Regions from separate parts of the Mus musculus genome. Here all the other regions are linked to region 3. A link is a loop called in an ENCODE intact Hi-C map of the cell type or tissue named here. Cell type or tissue: heart. All regions are shown on one strand. Links, peaks and the distances in the headings refer to the core of each region. The heading gives the core; the rest is flanking DNA.

Region 1 (5,722 bases), core at 215-5,214, 180 kb after region 3:
ATCTTTTATCCCATCCTCTAAAAATCTCTTCATATTTCCACTGGTTTTCTTCTCATGCCCCAGACACAGGAAATCTGAGCTAGAGAGGACAAAGCCCTACAATTCCAGCTGGGGTTTATGTCAAATTTAGGTATCTGTAAAGAGATGTCACGTAGGCATTTACAAGAGAAAGAGAGAGAGAGACAGACAGACAGAGAGATGGAGAGACAGACAGACAGACAGACAGAGACAGAGAAAGACAAACAGACAGAGGCAGAGTTTCATCAAAGTGTATGTCTTGTAGTTGAGGTAGGAGAAGAGGAAGTCTGCTAAAAGGAATTTCAAACACAGAAAACCTTTGTCCCTAAGGAATGTATCGGCCTGTTAAGTGAACCAAGGGAAGAAGGTAATTTTAACAATGAAAGTATCTTAAGAATACAGTAACAAGATGGTATAATTATAGTTCAGTAGCCTACAAGAGTGGCTTTCCACAGTGTTGGGATTTATTGGATGCCAGTAAATTCATACTGTAGCCAAAGCTACAGTGGTTCCAATGGCAGTAACTTACCAGGTAATTCCTGCTTTCTTTGGCAGCCCTAGCCAGAGCAAACGTGGGTTCTTTTATCCTTATCTTAATTTTTAACATTGACTTTCAAGTCACACATTTCATATCACACAAAATATATATCTGTCTATCTATCTATCTATCTATCTATCTATCTATCTATCTATCATCTATCTATCTTTCTATCATCTATCTACTATCTATCCATTTATTTATCCATCATATAGCTACCTATCTCTATCTATCTATCTATCTATCTATCTATCTATCTATCTATCTATCTATTCATCTATCTATTTATATATCATCTATCTATCTATCTATCTATCTATCTATCTATCTATCTATCTATCTATCTACGTGTGTATGTGAAGAGGTTGAAGAGTGACTGAAAGAACTAAATGGCTATTGCAGGGGTGTTCATAGGTTTATGAAGGCCTACGACGGGGAAATTGATAGAAATGTAAGGGGCAAGATATCAGTGTTAGGCTTCAGGGTCAGAACTGAGCTATAGAGTCTAGTGGAGCTGTATAGACAAAAGGGCAGGAGCAGGTCAAGATGAATGAACAGGCAGGTGGGCAGGTCTGGGTGGGAGAAGAGAATGTAGGTAGATGGTAATTCTGTTAGACTATCAAAAGCAGGACTAAACCAAGCTGAACCCTGGAGAACAATGGCGAGATCTGCCAGTTGGTCCTTTGACATGCATACTAGGGTGGTCAGCAGCTGACAGGTTGCTGGGGGTCACTGCCACTGTAGTTTTAAGTGTTTGCCTCGCTATGATCTAGTGTATCCAGTAAGTTTTCTGGTCTGATTTACCTGATATGCCTTTAAGATACCTATGTTATGCCCTTCCTTCTCAATTCACTCTGATAAATTGACAGGGTGGCACCCTTCCTACTCCCAGGAATAAATCGTTCATCAGTCTGTGCATGTGAGTGGTGCCGGACATGTCCACACTGGTACAGAGTCATCCTCCCTCCTCAAGATGGTGTCAAAACCTCCTTGAGAATGGATTCTCTCAGGATGGCACAGACTGATAGACCACTGTTTTACACAATGCAGGGTAACTTGGAGCAGGGCACTGGCGTTTCTATTCTTTTCATGGTGTAGATGAGATGGAGCTGAGTAAATTTAAAAACCAACACAGGTAGAAAGGAAGCCTCTGGGGAGGTGCCCAGGAGGAAGCCCCCCCCAAGCCTGTCTCCCTCCTAGACCACCACTGTGACCAGTAGAGATGACACTATTTTGGGACTTATAGGTCTTAGGTGACTTAGAGCTTCAGGTTTAAATGGGAAACTGGTTAATTTGGGTCAATCTGTGCTGTTAGCATCTATAAGCCCCCACTTCCCATTCTTAACTCCAGGACACGGCAGCTGTGTACACAGTCCTAGATTAGTCTAGATAGAGATCAGGTCTTGCTAATTGCTGTTTGTTATCACAGGGATAAAAGCTCAGAGTAGATGGCCAAGGTCATCACTACACTTCCTCCTTATTGTTAAAAGCAGCTTCCTCTCTGGCAAAGATTTTAAAGCCCAGATCTCCCCCTCTTTACCCTTTTAGGAGACAGATATTGAAAACTAGTTCATTTAAAACAGCATAACGGGACATTTGACTTCGTTTTATTATTACTACAAATACATGAGACATTCAGTTTACAAGGAGAAAATGCTGGGGCTAGAGAGAAGACTCACTGGTTAGCAGTGTGCACTGGTCCAGTAGAGGACCCGAGTTGGGTCCCCAGCATCTATGCCAAGTGGCTCACAAGGGTCATCTTAGAAGACGCTGAGCTCTGAGGGCTCTAGTGCTCATGCACACACACCTCTAGATGCAATTTAAAATGATAATAAATCTTAAGAACAAGAAAATATTTACTTTGGCTCCCAGTTACATGAGAGCCTGTGCTGAGACAGCACGCCATTGCTCACTTTGTGTACGGGACTAGAGAAAGGGGAAGTCCAAGTGCTCTCTTCCAAGACTCGTTCCTAACAAACAAAGGCATCTCACTGGGCTATCCCACCCTTCAATGTTAGTCATAGGCAGGGAGGAGATTCTGGCAATGGAACACTCATCAGAAGCATCTTGTTAACTGACCCAGCCGAAGAGAAAGGGAACTGGACTGGTTCGCATCAGCTTCCAGCAAGCCCAGGCCTTGAAGTCATTTGGAACAGTTTGTCCACAGCTGATTTCTAGGTGGTATCTGTCAGCAAGGTGGAAATCTGCTAAATCAGATATAGACTAGGGATAGAAGTTAAAGTCAAGAAACTTAAAGGAAAAAAATATTACATTTGTAGCTTTCAGGACCCTAGTCCTGGTGGTTAGGGGAGGAATCCCAAAGTGGGGGGGAGTTGAGTTGGGGAGGGAGTGATATAGGCACAGACAACTAGGGTGTACTTATCTAGAGTCTGTTTGATCTGTGAGAGGTAGATCCAAAACGGAACGACTTCCACAACTCCCTGAAGTATTTTTGATTTTTTTTTTTAGTTTAAAAAAAGAGATAAAAATTTTAGATTTGATAGCGTTATCATTGTTCACAATCCGCACTGAAATCCACATTGTAGAAAAAGCAGCTAATTCTGTAAACAGAGTAGAAGCATGCTTATGAGCTAGCAGAAGCGATGGGTTTGCCTTAAAAAGTATGGACATTTGCTTCTCTGTCCAGAGGGCTGGGTACCCAGATTGAGCCGAGATGGTTTTAGCCCGGTCAGAAGCAGACAACCAAAGGAAACGTCAGATCTTGAGCTTGTGACTAGTAATGGTAATCCGTGCTTTACCAGTTTATCAGAATTCCGTTAATCGATGTTAGAACTCTGAACTTCTGAGATCTTAGTATAACAACAACATCATAGAAGGGGACGGAAATTTGAAACATTTTGTATTCTCTCATTTTTTTCATATATCTTAAATAACTTCCTAAGGCCTTCAGAACTTACACAATATTTTACATCCACAGAAGTTGCTTTCTTAGACCCCTGTAACTTACATAGACTTCACATCCCTTTCTTTCCGATATAAATCATTTGACAGAGACATAAGTAGTTATTACTGAGAGCTGTGACTGCAGATGGTAAAGGGGGGAAGGGGATGTTGATATCATTAGACTACTTCCTGCTGATTGGGGCACCAAGTTCCTTGGGGCATGTCTAATCTTCATTGTCAGGATATCTCCAACCAGCCAATAGCAGCAGCAAGGGCAGCAGCTGCTGCCACCTCTCTTGGGGCTGAATATCCGAATTGGTATTCTTTTAGTATCAGAATAAAACTTTGAGTCATAAATACAGTTCACAGGGACACTGGGAACTTACTTCCCCAGGCCTTCCATGGCGCACCATTACAGATTGTCACAGTTCCTTAGGTGACTCTTATCTAAATAGCTAACGATTAACAAAGTTGGCACAGACTAAGAGACTAGGCGTCCATTCTTTGGTCAGTCTCTGTCAGCCTGGATAGTCCCTGGTTAGGAAGACATTCCATGGTCTCTTTGCCAGACTGCTTAGGTCACTGACTTACTGCATCCCATGATAGGAATATTCTAGGTTCCTCTGTTTGGTGCTGATAGCTGCAGCTCTAATTCGTTAGCCATTCATTCATTCATTACTTATTTATTTGAAGATTACATATTAATAAACTGGGCCGTGGTGGAGGACATTTTTAATCCCAGTACTTGGAGGGCAGAAGCAGGCAGATCTGTGTGAATCTGAGTCCAGCCTGGTCTACAAAGCGAGTTCCAGGTCAGCCAGGGCTGTTACACAAAGAAACCCTGTCTTAAAAAAACCAACCAAACAACCAAACAAACAAAACAAAATGAAAACAAACAAACAAAACCAAAAAAAATCCCCAAAGAGCATATTAGTCGACATCTAATATAAAGCATTTTAGAAACTTAAAATATGGGCTGGTGAGATGGCTCAGTGGGTAAGAGCACCCGACTGCTCTTCCAAAGGTCCAGAGTTCAAATCCCAGCAACCACATGGTGGCTCACAACCATCCGCAACAAGATCTGACTCCCTCTTCTGGAGTGTCTGAAGACAGCTACAGTGTACTTAATATATACTGATGAGTGTTCCATTGCCAGAATCTCCTCCCTGCCTATGACTAACATTGAAGGGTGGGATAGCCCAGTGAGATGCCTTTGTATATTAAGTATTAATATATATTAATAAATAAATCTTTAAAAAAAAAGAAACTTAAAATATCTCATAGCCTTATAAATGTAAATATTTAAAGGAAATATCTAACTTTTTAATTTAAAGTTTCAAAACTCCTAAATTTCCCTTTTAAAAAAAGTTAAAAATCTGTCTATTGTAAACTCCAATAATATATATATATATAAATACTCTATTTTATTGTAAGAGAGACAAAACAGGGCACAGCCACAGTGGGGACAAAGCAAAACCAAACTCCAACAGTGCAAACAACTCAATGTTCAGTGTCTGGGATTCACTCATCTGGGCTTCCCCTAAGGGCTTGGGTCCCCTCTGTGGCCCCACCCTGGGCAGCACACACAGACAGGCACACACAGCAGGTCTCCTAGGCTCCAGCTGGCTCTGTTTCTGGCTGCCTCCATCCCGATGGGGGACAGCAGCTAAGATGGCAACAGACAAGCCACATGTTGCTTATAGCCCAAGATGGCATCATACCATATGGTTCCTTTAAGGTTACCTATGTATAGATTTTTAACTGTCAACCTCTCATGTTACAAATTTTAAGTTAACTTTTTTTTTTGTTACAGATTTTACAGATTTTTAACCATACCCAGTAAACATACAAATTTTGAGGTACAGAAAGTTTACATAATGAATAGTCTTACAGATCTTGAGCTAAGGTTTACATCTTAGCAAAAGTTTTAGGCAGTTAAATGAAACCAATAATCTAATTCCTGTTGTTGTTTTGCTTTGCTCTCCCATCTCTGTCACAAAGTCAAGTGGCCTGTCTGACAGAGGACAATTGGAGGTTACCCAAGCATGCTTGGGTCTACAGGAGGGAGAGTCATAGCCCACTCCAGAGTCAACTTTTCAATAAAGTAGAGCAACATTAAACAACTTTAATATTATCCATACCCAAAAGATATTTGAATCCCTGCCAAACTGAATCCAGTGACAGGAAAGCTTAAAGATAAGAAATGCAGAGCCCTGGCCATCAAAGCCATTGAGGCAAGTGGCATTGGTGGTGACTGGTGTT
Region 2 (5,722 bases), core at 215-5,214, 120 kb after region 3:
ACCTCCCCACAACCTTGCCCCTCTCCCCGGAACTGAAGATAGACTTGATGACAGGCTGGCTCAGCTCTGTATGGAAGGACTAGAAGCCCGTTCATGGGTGCCTGCTCCCATGCATTGCCTGGGGGTGAGGGATGGTGTTCTTCGCACATCACATTCTTGAATGAATCTTTACACTGTGTGGCATCATTCCACATCTTCCTGCTGAGGGAACTGAGGCTGTTGAGGGAGCAAAGTGTGTGCTGACTGTGCCGTGGGTACTGAGCCTGGGGGGTCTCTTCCTATATAGCCCACACTACTTAAGTTATTGGTCCTTCATGAGTAAGTGCATTGCTCTCTTAGGCCCAGAGAGTGCAAGAACAAAGGGCATGCAAGTCCTCTGAGCCTCTCACCCCCTGGTGGCCCCCCCCCCTTCTGTCTCAGGCAATTGTACCTCTGTAGTTTGCTATTGCCAAGTGGTAATCCCTGGCTCAGTTCACCACTGGGCCGATAAGTCACAGGGGCTGTATTCCCCTGTTTCTTGCCCCCACAGCATTCCTTTGAAGTCCCTGGTGTCACGGAATGCCTGTGCTTGCGCCCCTCCCTCTCACCCCTAGCTATTTCCTCTAGCCTCCCCCAGAGAGCTCCAAGTCCCTCCAGATAAAGGTGAGTTACTCTGGCCACCCCCACCCTCAGCCCCAGGGAGAATTTTGACACAGTGTTTCCACTTGTCATTTCAGACTGTTTGCCAGAGTTTGCGGAAAAAGGCCTGTATTATTAATGCCTTCTCTGGGAACAGCTGCGCCTGCCAGGCTGTCATGTGAGACCTCTGAAAAGGACTCAGTGTGAGGCCTAGAGATCTTCTGGATCCACTGGGTCAGAGGAAACTTGATCCTGTGGAGGCTGAGAACGTGGGGGTGGGGTGGGATGAGGGGGGAGGGGGGTAAGGGGGGAGGGCGTAGGGGAAGAGGGGAGGCAGAAAGTATTTGGAAGCATTCTTCTGTCTCCCGTGGAGACAGAGCAGCCCTGTGCCTCTGGGTCCAGACTACACCTGCTCCCTAGTGGGGCTCTTTGAAGCCTCACCAAGATAGAAACAGAGACATTGATAATTGGTTTAGCAACAGAGAGGCATGGCTGCTTACAGCACCCATTTTGAATGAAATTAGCTTTAGTGCTCAGAAACTGGCTCTAGGGTAGGGATGGTTTGTGTGTGTGTGTGTCTGTGTGTCTCTCTGTGTGTGTCTCTGTGTATGTATGTGTCTCTGTGTGTCTGAGTGTGTGTGTGTTTGTGTGTGTGTGTGGTGGTGGTGGTAAAGGTCAGTGGTGGGATGCAAACCTGGGTTTGAATTGTTCAGGTTCCTTTTGGGACTTTGGTGCTTCTAGACACAACATAGTGTTTCTCAGGTTGATCCTGTAGTTGTTCCTGTTGCTGAGTTTTAGGCTGAGCTCCTGAGCCCTAACAGCCTGGGAAGGGAATCAGAGATGTAGCAACACAAATTGGTGTTTGGGAGCTAATATGGATGAGGCTTAAATAGGTGTCAAGGAGCATACGGAACTAAGCAGTCCTAGACAGGGAGTTCTTTATCTCCATCTCCTGTTCTCTCAGTTTGTCTCCCCATGTTTACCCTTCCTACAGGAGACAGCTTTCTCCTCTGCTTGTCCTCAGAAACTCAGCCTTTTCTTCTAGTTTAAGATCCTTGAGGGGAGTTCTGGATTCTTGGGGTCCATTGTTTCTGTAGTCTGACAGTCAATGTGATGGCCCCAAGTGTCCCTTTAGAATGTCCCCATTCTTCTCGGGGAGGTTACATTCTCCATTGTGTCTCATCTCTGTCCCCGACTAAGCCTGACATCCCTATGTAGGAATGAGTTCCACATCAGCTGGTCAGGGTGACACTGGCTGGGAGAGGGCGAGGGAGGGCCACAGCTTGCCTGCTATCTGCCACAATGGCACTTCACATTCCACCAAAGCTCCTCACAGTTTAGACCAGTGCCCTCAACCACCCTGACGCTGCCACCCTTTAACACAGTTCCTCATATGGTGGTGACCCCCGCCCCCCCAGCCATAAAAGTATTTTCGTTGCAACCTCATAACTGTAATTTTGCTATTGTTACGAATTGTAATGTAAACGTATTTTTGAGGAAGAGGTTTTAACAAAGAGGTCGAAAGCATGATGTCCCCTGCTTGGAGTGGAGCCAGTGATTCCTGGAGCAGAGGCCTCCTAGTAGTGGATCCGAGCTTCATGTTCTCCCAGTTTCCCCAGCCCTGACCACAACAGGTTCATACATGACTCAGTCTCTGCCTCGCTGTCTGTGGCTGGGCTTCCCCTTGCGCTGTTTAGTAAACTGTTCCTCCTTTAAAATGGGACAAAGTTTCCCTTTTTTAATTTCCTCTAGCAAAGGCGGCAGCACATCAGGTCTTACCCAAGAAGAAGGCTTTTTTCTTCACCCCACGCCTAAGCAGCAGAAGGTAGATCCTATGCCTTCCTGAAACCCCTGGACTTGGGACACATCTGTGTGATAGAAAGAATGATTTCTAAGTTGCATACTAATGTGTGAGTCACAACGGGACTACTTCTATCAAAATCCTAGGCTGAGTGCTTGAGAAAGAAGAGAAACAATAAGCTGTTTGATCTGAAGGCCAGGCACAGTACCAAAGCCTCCTCCCCACACCCTAACCCATGGTCCGCAGTGCTCAGCTGACTCGGGTCACTGCGGGGGAGTGCAGAGACGGGAACACAAGTTCCAAGGTCTTCCAGGAGAAGAGCCCCAGGAGGCAGGGCTGAGTACAGGTTTGAAGGAAGAGTGGGAGACTGGAATCTTTCCCCAAGGGAGTTGGGGGAAAGCCATGAAGGACAGGATAAAGCAGTGGCTAGAGGCAGCCCTAAGCAAACTTCCTTTCCTCCCTGTGGTGCTCAGGGGTACCTAGCTGGCTGGTGCCATTTCCTAAGAGCAGCAACAGGAACTGTGTCCAGGGCTCAACCTGGAGCCAAGACTGCTCATGTAGGCATTCTGCCCTGTTGGCCTATCCACATCCCCTGCTGCTGAGGCTTATGGGAAGTCCTCGAGTCAGCGCTTTATAGTCTGCAGTTGTCCAGGTCTGAGTTTAAGTCCTGGTCTCAGACACTCTCATGGCTAATTGGGCAGCACGGAGAAGAGCAAGCTAAGGTCCTGAGGCCCAGGGCTGCGGCTGACTCTGACCAGAGATTTTAGGAGCTGGGTATTGTGCAAGGTGCCCTTTAAAGCCCCTGTAAGCAAGTGCTGGTGACTCTGTGGAGTCCTACATGCACATTTAAACTTCAGCAAAGTTAAGCTACTCCAAGGAAGGTGACTAAATGATCAGGCTCGGTGTGGACCAGATATGCCGCTCTGTAACTACAGCGCCATTGCTTGCTAGTTGTCTAGTCCTAAGCCTCCTTGAATTTCTTGTTAAAAAGAAACCCAGCTGGGAAGAAGGGCGCCCTGGCAATAATAGTATCCCAGCTTTTAGGAATACTGCTCAGTAGCTTCTTTCCTGTAAAGGTATGGCTCATGGAAGGGCCCCATGTAAGCCAGTCTGTTATGATTGAAAATAAACTTTATGGTGAAAGTCTCTTAAAAAGTCATCCGTCCTAGGACTTGATCTAAAGGGGATGTAGAGTCTGGATTGTCAAGTTGTCATTCTGAATGTCTAAATCTCCTACCTATTTGTGAGTAGAATGAACTGTCTTCCGTAAACCCTATCACTTAGGATCAGGCTACCACGATCTGGGGGTGATGATCAGGAAGCTAGTTCTGCAGCCTGTATTCTGTGCACACAGGCCAAAGCAGGCCTTTCCCCCACCACGAGGTACGCCCCGGTATAGCTGGGTGGAGCAGTGTGCTAAATGAGGGCTAATAACATCTCATTCGAGCAGCCTGGTGGCACTGGATCCATTCAGGCAAACACATCTGACAGGTCGAGATAGAAGACCCTCTGTGAAGGATAGCAGGAGGTTTATGTTGGTGACATCTTTGTTTGCAGGCCAGTGTTTGCATTAAACAGGATTTTGGTTTGCTTGCACAAGAGCTCCAGTTCCATAAGTAATAGCAGGCTTCTGGCCTCGTCGTCGCTTTGACAGTCAGAGGCTGCAGTGAATAGGTCACTTCCAGGTGTCAGCCGTTGCTTCAGGTCCCCTGAGGTCTGTCCTGATGTGTGTAGGTTCTGAGCCTCTGTTTGAAGCCATGGCATGGGTCTTCAAGCACTTTGCTCTCATCAGTGACTCTGACGGACAGGGCCTTTTTGACTCATCTTTGTTCAAAGTTTTCAAGGCTCATCTTCTGTGTTATTCATTACAGAAGATACTTAGGGGACTTCCCCACCAGGATCCGGAGAGAGCTACCATTTCCTACCCTAGACCATGTTTCCAATTGCAGACTTGAGAAAACTCAGCAAAAGCTTTCCATAGAATAAGAACACTGCATTATAGCTAAAAGAAGCCCAAGGAAAGAGCATCCTGAGACATTTCCTTGCCAAAGATCCAGGATCACCTGAGAGCTAGGGTCCATCAGCAGTTTTGTTCTGAACACTGATGGGTGCTGGGCCCTTTCTCATTTAATTCTCAAAACAACTCTGTAATTCTGGTCATAGAATTCTTGCTTTATAAGCAAATAAGTTGAGGCCCAGAAAAGTGACCTTGGTTGCCCTGGGCAACAGGGCGATGAATGGCGCTGGCCTTCACACTGAGGCTCTGTGGCTTTGTTCATGTCATTTCCTGGAACCTTATCAACTCTTGCTTCTTTGAGTAAGAAGGAAACAAAGAAATGCTCTGATTGCTCTGAGAAAGTGAAGTTGTGAACAGATTGGATTTGGGGCTGGGGGTTTGGGTTCCATGTTCACACTGGAAGTCACAGGGTTTGATGCTCTGTCCCTAGCTAGTGGAATTATCTGGGAAGGATTAGGAGGTCTTGTTGGAGAAAGTATGTCACTGGGGGTGGGCTTTGATAATTCACAGACCCTTTCCAGGGTCAGTCTCTCTCTCTCTCTCTCTCTCTCTCTCTCTCTCTCTCTCTCTCCATGCTGCCTGTGGATCAGATGTCATCTCTTAGTCACTGTTTCAGTGCCACACCTCCCGGCTTGCTGCCATGCTCGCCACCATGATGAATGTGGACTAACCCTCTGAAACTGTAAGCAGGCCCCCAGTTAAATGCTTTCTTTTATAAGTTGCCTTGCGGGCTGGTGAGATGGCTCAGTGGTAAGAGCACCCGACTGCTCTTCCGAAGGTCCAGAGTTCAAATCCCAGCAACCACATGGTGGCTCACAACCATCTGTAATGAGATCTGACGCCCTCTTGTGGTGTGTCTGAAGACAACTACAGTGTACTTACATGTAATAAATAAATAAATAAATAAATCTTTAAAAAAAAAAAAAATAAGTTGCCTTGGCCATAGTAATTGGATAATAACTAAGACAGTGTCCAGCTATTGAGGAATATGTGCCTGCCACCGGGGTTCTGTAGCAAGGAAAAGAGAGCCAGGATGTGGCTTGCTGTTCAGGAGTGATGGCAGCTGGGCAGAGGTAGTTCGAGGAAGGAGAATGAGCAGGTAATCAACTTGGGACTGAAATAAACCTAAGCTTATTATACGTATAAGGAGCTCACCTGAGTCTCCATGTCTGTTTAATGTGCTCAAGGTATCTAGTGTGCAGATCTGATGGGATAGAAAGACATCTCACAGAAGTGGCATGGGAATCCGAGGGCTTTCTGCTGCTTGTCCACCCCATTGAGCTGGG
Region 3 (5,722 bases), core at 343-5,342:
TGTGCAAGCACACACAAGAGTCTAATGTGTGCAGACACGCTCATTCTATGGCAGGCACATGGAGGTGAGAGGGTAACTTTTGGGAGTCGTCCCTTTCCTCCTCTCTTGTTTCTTCTGCTCGTCCACCCACCGTCAGCCTCAGGAGACTGTGATCGCCACCGCATCTTGCTTTTTATGGGAGATCCAGGGGTTGAATTCAGGCTGTCATCCTTGCCCAGGAAGTGCGTTCTCCTTAGCCCTCATTTTTGTCATTTTCCAAGGAGGTTACAGAGATAAACATTCCAGCTGCTTGTCAACTCAGAGGACCGGTAGTCCCCATGTGCTCTGCTAAAGTCAGGAGGTGCTATCTTTTGGAAAGCAAAGGCTTCAATCAGGAGCTCGCCCTACAAGCTTCATGGAGGGATGCTCTGCTTTGCTGGTTTCTTGAGAGTGTACAAGTGTGTGCACACATATATACCGGACATGAGAATGCTACCGACTTTCCAAAGGCTGAGTGACACCTTCCAGATAATCTTAGGAGCTAGACAGAGGTGCCTGAGCTCCTGGCACAGCCATTTATGATTGGGTTGTGCCATTGTGAAATTACAAATATTAACTTAATTTTTATCTGGTTTTGCTTGTTTATTGTGTGCTTCTGAGGTTTGAGCTTAGGGCTTCATACACATTGGGCAAATGCCCCTCCACTGAGCTCTACCCTCGGGTACCACTTCATGAGTGAAGGTGAAAACAACCAACAGGCCAGGTGTCCAGCACACAGAGCGCTTCCATGAGGATGTAGGAAATGCACTCAGTCTTTCTGTTTCTACAAGCAAGGATGGGAGGTCCTGGAGTTGCTTTTGGCTCTGGCATTTCTCTGTGTTTTGTTGTCTTTACTGGCTGGGGGCGTTGACCTCTTCTCTCTCTCCTTGTAGCCTAATCTCTGCCAGTCCCAGAGGAAACTCCAGTCTTGAATTTCACAAGATTCTGGATGTTGGTGCTAAAATGCCAGCAGGTCAAAGAGGAATTTCACATCCCCTTCACTATACAGTGGTCCTGAAACATGCAGCCATCCCTCTGCATAACTCATGTGTGGTTTGCTAGGAAGGCCAGTGGGTCATTGGATGACATGTTCATTTTTTAAACATTTTGAGACAGGGTTTCTCTGTATAACAAATAGCAGAGCTCTCTCTATCGACCAGGCTGGCCTCAAAGTCACATCGATCAGCCTGCCTCTGCCTTCCAAGTGCTGGGATTAAAGGTGTGCACCACCACGCCTGGTCCTACCTGGTTGCTTCTTATTTTGGCAGAAATGACCAAACCTTTCCCTCTCCCAGATGTCTCAGCTGTCGGTCTTCCCCTTAAGGCTGTGTGAGTGAAGTGAAACTCAGCAGCTGTCCACAGTGGGTTGATACGTTAATATTTGTTTACTTTCCTTCTCTCACAAACGTGTACGGTATTTTGTAAGTTTGTAAACTACTCCGCACTTTCTGCCAACTGGGTCTTATGATATTATTGTGAAATCACATTTCTAGGCAAAGAGCATAAAGCCAGGGAGGCAAATAGGGGCAGAATGAGGAGGGGGCTGGCAAGCTAGGCCATTGGATTGACAGTCTCTGGTCTCTCACCCTTTCCCCATGGGGAAGGGTACTAAAAGGCAGGGTATGTGACGGTAGTATGTTTCTCTTCCCCGTCTGTGCCAGAGGTTATCTAGCCAGGACTCTACTTCCACGGGTTCTGTTGGATCTAGATTATCACTCAAGCACCCAGCAGCCCCAGTTCCTCACCCCTAAGTCAGAGCAGTCCTAAGTGACAGCCATTGCTCACTGGCTTACTCCAGACACCCCCCTAGGCATGGTTCATGGAGTCTGTCGCTTAGTCTTCCAACAAACACATAAAGGGCAAAACTGATTGTTTGTACCCGAGCATGCATCTTTTTGAGTAACCCCCCCCCCCAGTATTGTCTCCAAAACGGCTGTGGTTATTCAATGAGATGGTGGAACAAAGGCTTTCCAAATGCAAAGCATTATACTGGATCCTTGCTGTCTACCTCCAACACCTATCTACAATGTTTCTTTTGTAACATGCTCTAGCTGTAGATTCATCTCTTGCACTTGGTTCCATTCAGTAGTGTTTCCTTATAGAAACAGAAGTCTTTCAAAGTCAGAGTGCAACATTTGCTTTGTCTACATAAAGAACAGAAACAATGTGGAATATTTTTTTTTTTAAAAAAGAGGCATTCTGTGTTGTCCTTCATGGGTATCCAGACCTGACTTTACATCCAGAACTCGGTGAAAGAGAAGCCTTCAGTGAGATCTGTCCTTATCAGCCAAAGGCTTAGGGGCTGGAGAGAGAGCTCAGCAGCTAACAGTATCTGCAGAGGAAATTTCACAAAGAACCTGGTTCACAACTGTCTTTAACTTAGTTCCAGGGGATCCAATGCCTTCTGCCCTCCGTGGGTACCTGTACATAGGTGTATACCCCCATGAATATTCAAATAATTAAAAAATAAAAATAAATCTTTAAAAAGAACAGCTAAGGGTGTGCAGCGCTTAGTACTTCAGTCCCATGGCACTCGGGGAATCCCAGAACAACCATACCTGTAAGTAGAGAAAAGCATTAAGGACATGGAGGCGTGGGGGAAGAATGTGTTTTTAGATGAGAAAGATTATTGGTTTTTCAGTAGAGAGAGAGAACTGAAAACTCTAGAGTTCTGTCTCTTCCTTCCTCCCCAGCATTAGGGATCTGTTTTGAGCTACCCTTTGTCTTTGGGGCCCTCCTTACCTGCCTCCATTTCAAGCATTTTGGTGTCTTTCTTATTTCCCCATGGAAAAGATTGGTGCTTCTTAGATTCTTGAGTTGAAGTTTTCAGGAATATGATTGCTGGAGCTGTAAGAAGGGCAGAGTTGACATAAGACACACAATATTAAAAGTCTCAGAGCAATGGCGGGCAAGATGACTCAGTGAGTAAAGATGCTGAACCTAATGGCCTGAGTTCATTCCCCAGGACACAGTTGGTAGAAGGAGAGAACTGACTTCCACAGGTGTTCTCTAACTTCTGTGGGTACACACACACACACACACACACACACACACACACCACACCACTACACACCACACACCACACCACTACACACCACACACACACACACACACACCACACCATACACACACACACACACACACACACACACACACACACACACACACACACACACACACATTAACCAACCAACCAACCAACCAACCAACCAATAGACTGACTGACTGACTGACTGACTGACTGACTGTGATAAGAAAGTTCCAGGGCAAGCTCTGCTTCATTTTCTTTGTAGCAGTTTCTGAGACTGGGTTTTTGATCACTCCAGATTCAGTAGATGGCGACAGAGGCACTCAGAGACATTATGAGCCAATCTAGGGCAGACTCCTGCTCTCCAAGAGCAATGCTAGGGCAGTTGTTTCTGGCTCACTCCTCCCCACACCTGCCAGTTCCAATTTGTGTACGGTCAAACTAGAATTGGGTATTTAAAGAATGATGCTCCAAGGCAACAGGGAGTGCAAGGCTGAATTTAATCAAAGGCATTTAAAATGATCTTATGCCACAGTTTATAGCACCATTAAAAGAAAGTCACAGGTACAGCAAAGAGTGATATTATATAGAGAGAGTGAAAATACAAACCAGGGTAATACCAAATCCTTCCAAGAATAAGAGCTGTTTATTGCTTGGAATCAAGGAAAATGTCAACAGAACTAAGCAAATAAAGGACAGACTCCCTGTACACCTGGGAATGAGGACAGACAGACAGAAGGATGATCTGCACCTAGAGGGCAAGTCACAGCAGTGTGACGTAAGAAGACAAAATGGTGACACACGCTCACACAATCGCCTGCAGAGATGTTAATAAGGGACGGGATGTAGCTCGGTGGCAGAGCAGTTGCCTCGAAGAGATGAGTAGAGAGGCCCTGGGTTTGAGTCTCAGCACTGTGGGTGCAGAGAACAATAACCTCCACATAAAACCAGCCAAACGTTACAGGAACTGGGCCCGCTGGTACACCCACGTAATCCCACATCAGGGAGGCCAACGCACGAGGAGTACCCTGAGGGTGAGGCCAATTTGGGCCATAGACAAAGGCTCTATATTAAAAAAGGGTAAAGCTTAAAAAGAAAAGTCTATGTAGTGGTGCTTGTTTTGTAATCCCAACACTTGAGAGGTGGCAATGAGGCCATCATGACTTCAAGGTCATCTTAAATCCAGTGATGGAGTCTTTGAGGCTTGACTGGGTTCCATGAAACTCATTCTCAAAATAGTGCTCCCCCAAAAGACCCCAAATCAAAACATATCCAAGGCACAACAGTGCAGAAGAAACACTTTGTGACCCCAGTAAATTAACTGACAGGAACTTAACGAGGATCTTAGAAATGACTGAAGAATGAAGATCATTTATTTTGCTCACTAAATTTAACAGTTAAAACAGATGTTTTCTTTTGCTTTTGTTTTGGTTTTTGGTTTTTGAGACAGAAAATCCATATCACTCTGACTGTCCTGGAAGTCACTATGCAGACCAGGCTGGTTTCAAACTCACAAAGATACACTTGCCTCTGCCTCCCAAGTGCTGGGATTAAAGGCTTGTGTCATCCTGCTTGGCTAGTAGTACACTTTTTAAAACTGAGACTACCCAAAGCTGGCAAGAGTAATTCAGCTAGGCCTGCTTATTTTTTTCTTTGCTGTGCTGAGGAAGGAATCCAGGTCCTTGATTATGCGAGGGCAGTGCCCTGCTACAGAGTGACACCCTCAGCCCGAGATAGGTCTTTGTGTGCATACACTCATGTTCTCTTGGGTGGCAGCATCGTTTCTTGTAATGTTGGTATGTATGTTAAATGACTTTAAAGAGAGGCTGAGAGAGAGACAGCTCAGCAGTTTAGAGAGCATGTTACTCTTCCAGAGGATCTGAGTTCGGTTCCCAGCACTGAAAGTGGGCAGCTCACAACTGACTGGTGCTTCACTCCTGTACACAGATCACACACACACACACACACACACACACACACACACACACACTCGAATGAAAATAAAATTAAATCTTTTTAAAAGACTTAAAAACGTTTAGGTGGGCTGGAGAAACAGCTCACAATTAAGACCTTGCACTTGCTTTTCCAGAGGACTCAGGTTTGGGTCCTAGTACCCACATGGTGCCTCACAACGATCCATAACTCCAGTTCCAGGAAATCCTCTTCGGGGCCTCCTTGGGCTCACACACACACACACACACACACACACACACACACACACACACACACACACACACTTTCTCTCTCTCTCTCTTCTCACAATCGCACACACAGAATCATTCACACACACATAAATTAAAAACAAAATGTCTTTTTTTTACAAAAAGGTTAATCAGGGCATAGTGGCATATGCCTTTAATTCCTCCACTTGGGAGACAGAGGCAAGTGGATCTCTGAGTTCTAGGTCAGCCTGGACTGCAGAGCAAGTTCCAGAGCAGTCAAGGTTACAACAGAGAAACCTTGCCTCAAAAACCCAAGAGGACAAAAAGTTTAGATTTCTGGGCCCAATCATTTATATCTGGGAATATATCATAATAGAAAGATAAGTTTTTTAGAAAAGCTGCCTGCCTGAAAACAGCTTTGATTGATTGATTCTTTTTAAATCAATACATATCATTTGTTGCAGATTATAAAATATTTTGAAGTAGACATAAGCTAAAAAATAGAAACCAAGTT

What was found. Hi-C counts contacts between places; a loop is a spot of excess contacts. Peaks named below come from ENCODE experiments on the same cell type or tissue, not always from the same donor. Only the 100,000 strongest peaks of a DNase experiment are listed, where the experiment ranks them.
Region 1: a loop joins it to region 3, with 2.5 times the contacts of the local background. A loop is called at or near these places in 3 of 42 quality-filtered maps.
Region 2: a loop joins it to region 3, with 2.5 times the contacts of the local background. A loop is called at or near these places in 5 of 42 quality-filtered maps.

The regions. Positions count from the first base shown.
Region 1 is chr16:23,330,383-23,336,104 of GRCm38, forward strand. The region is part of intron 5 of St6gal1 (beta galactoside alpha 2,6 sialyltransferase 1); the gene reads left to right. Among named protein-coding and RNA genes, the nearest start is that of Gm30814, 6.6 kb to the left of the region's middle. In heart, for the core only: no CTCF peak of the experiment used is centred there; a DNase peak (open chromatin) is centred at 2,569.
Region 2 is chr16:23,270,051-23,275,772 of GRCm38, forward strand. The region is part of intron 2 of St6gal1 (beta galactoside alpha 2,6 sialyltransferase 1); the gene reads left to right. Among named protein-coding and RNA genes, the nearest start is that of BC106179, 47 kb to the left of the region's middle. In heart, for the core only: no CTCF peak of the experiment used is centred there; DNase peaks (open chromatin) are centred at 711, 1,951, 2,251, 2,691 and 1 weaker place; H3K4me3 peaks cover 247 bases; H3K27ac peaks cover 2,177 bases.
Region 3 is chr16:23,148,228-23,153,949 of GRCm38, forward strand. All of the region lies in intron 1 of Adipoq (adiponectin, C1Q and collagen domain containing), which reads left to right. Among named protein-coding and RNA genes, the nearest start is that of Adipoq, 4.6 kb to the left of the region's middle. In heart, for the core only: a CTCF peak has its summit at 3,366; a DNase peak (open chromatin) is centred at 3,374.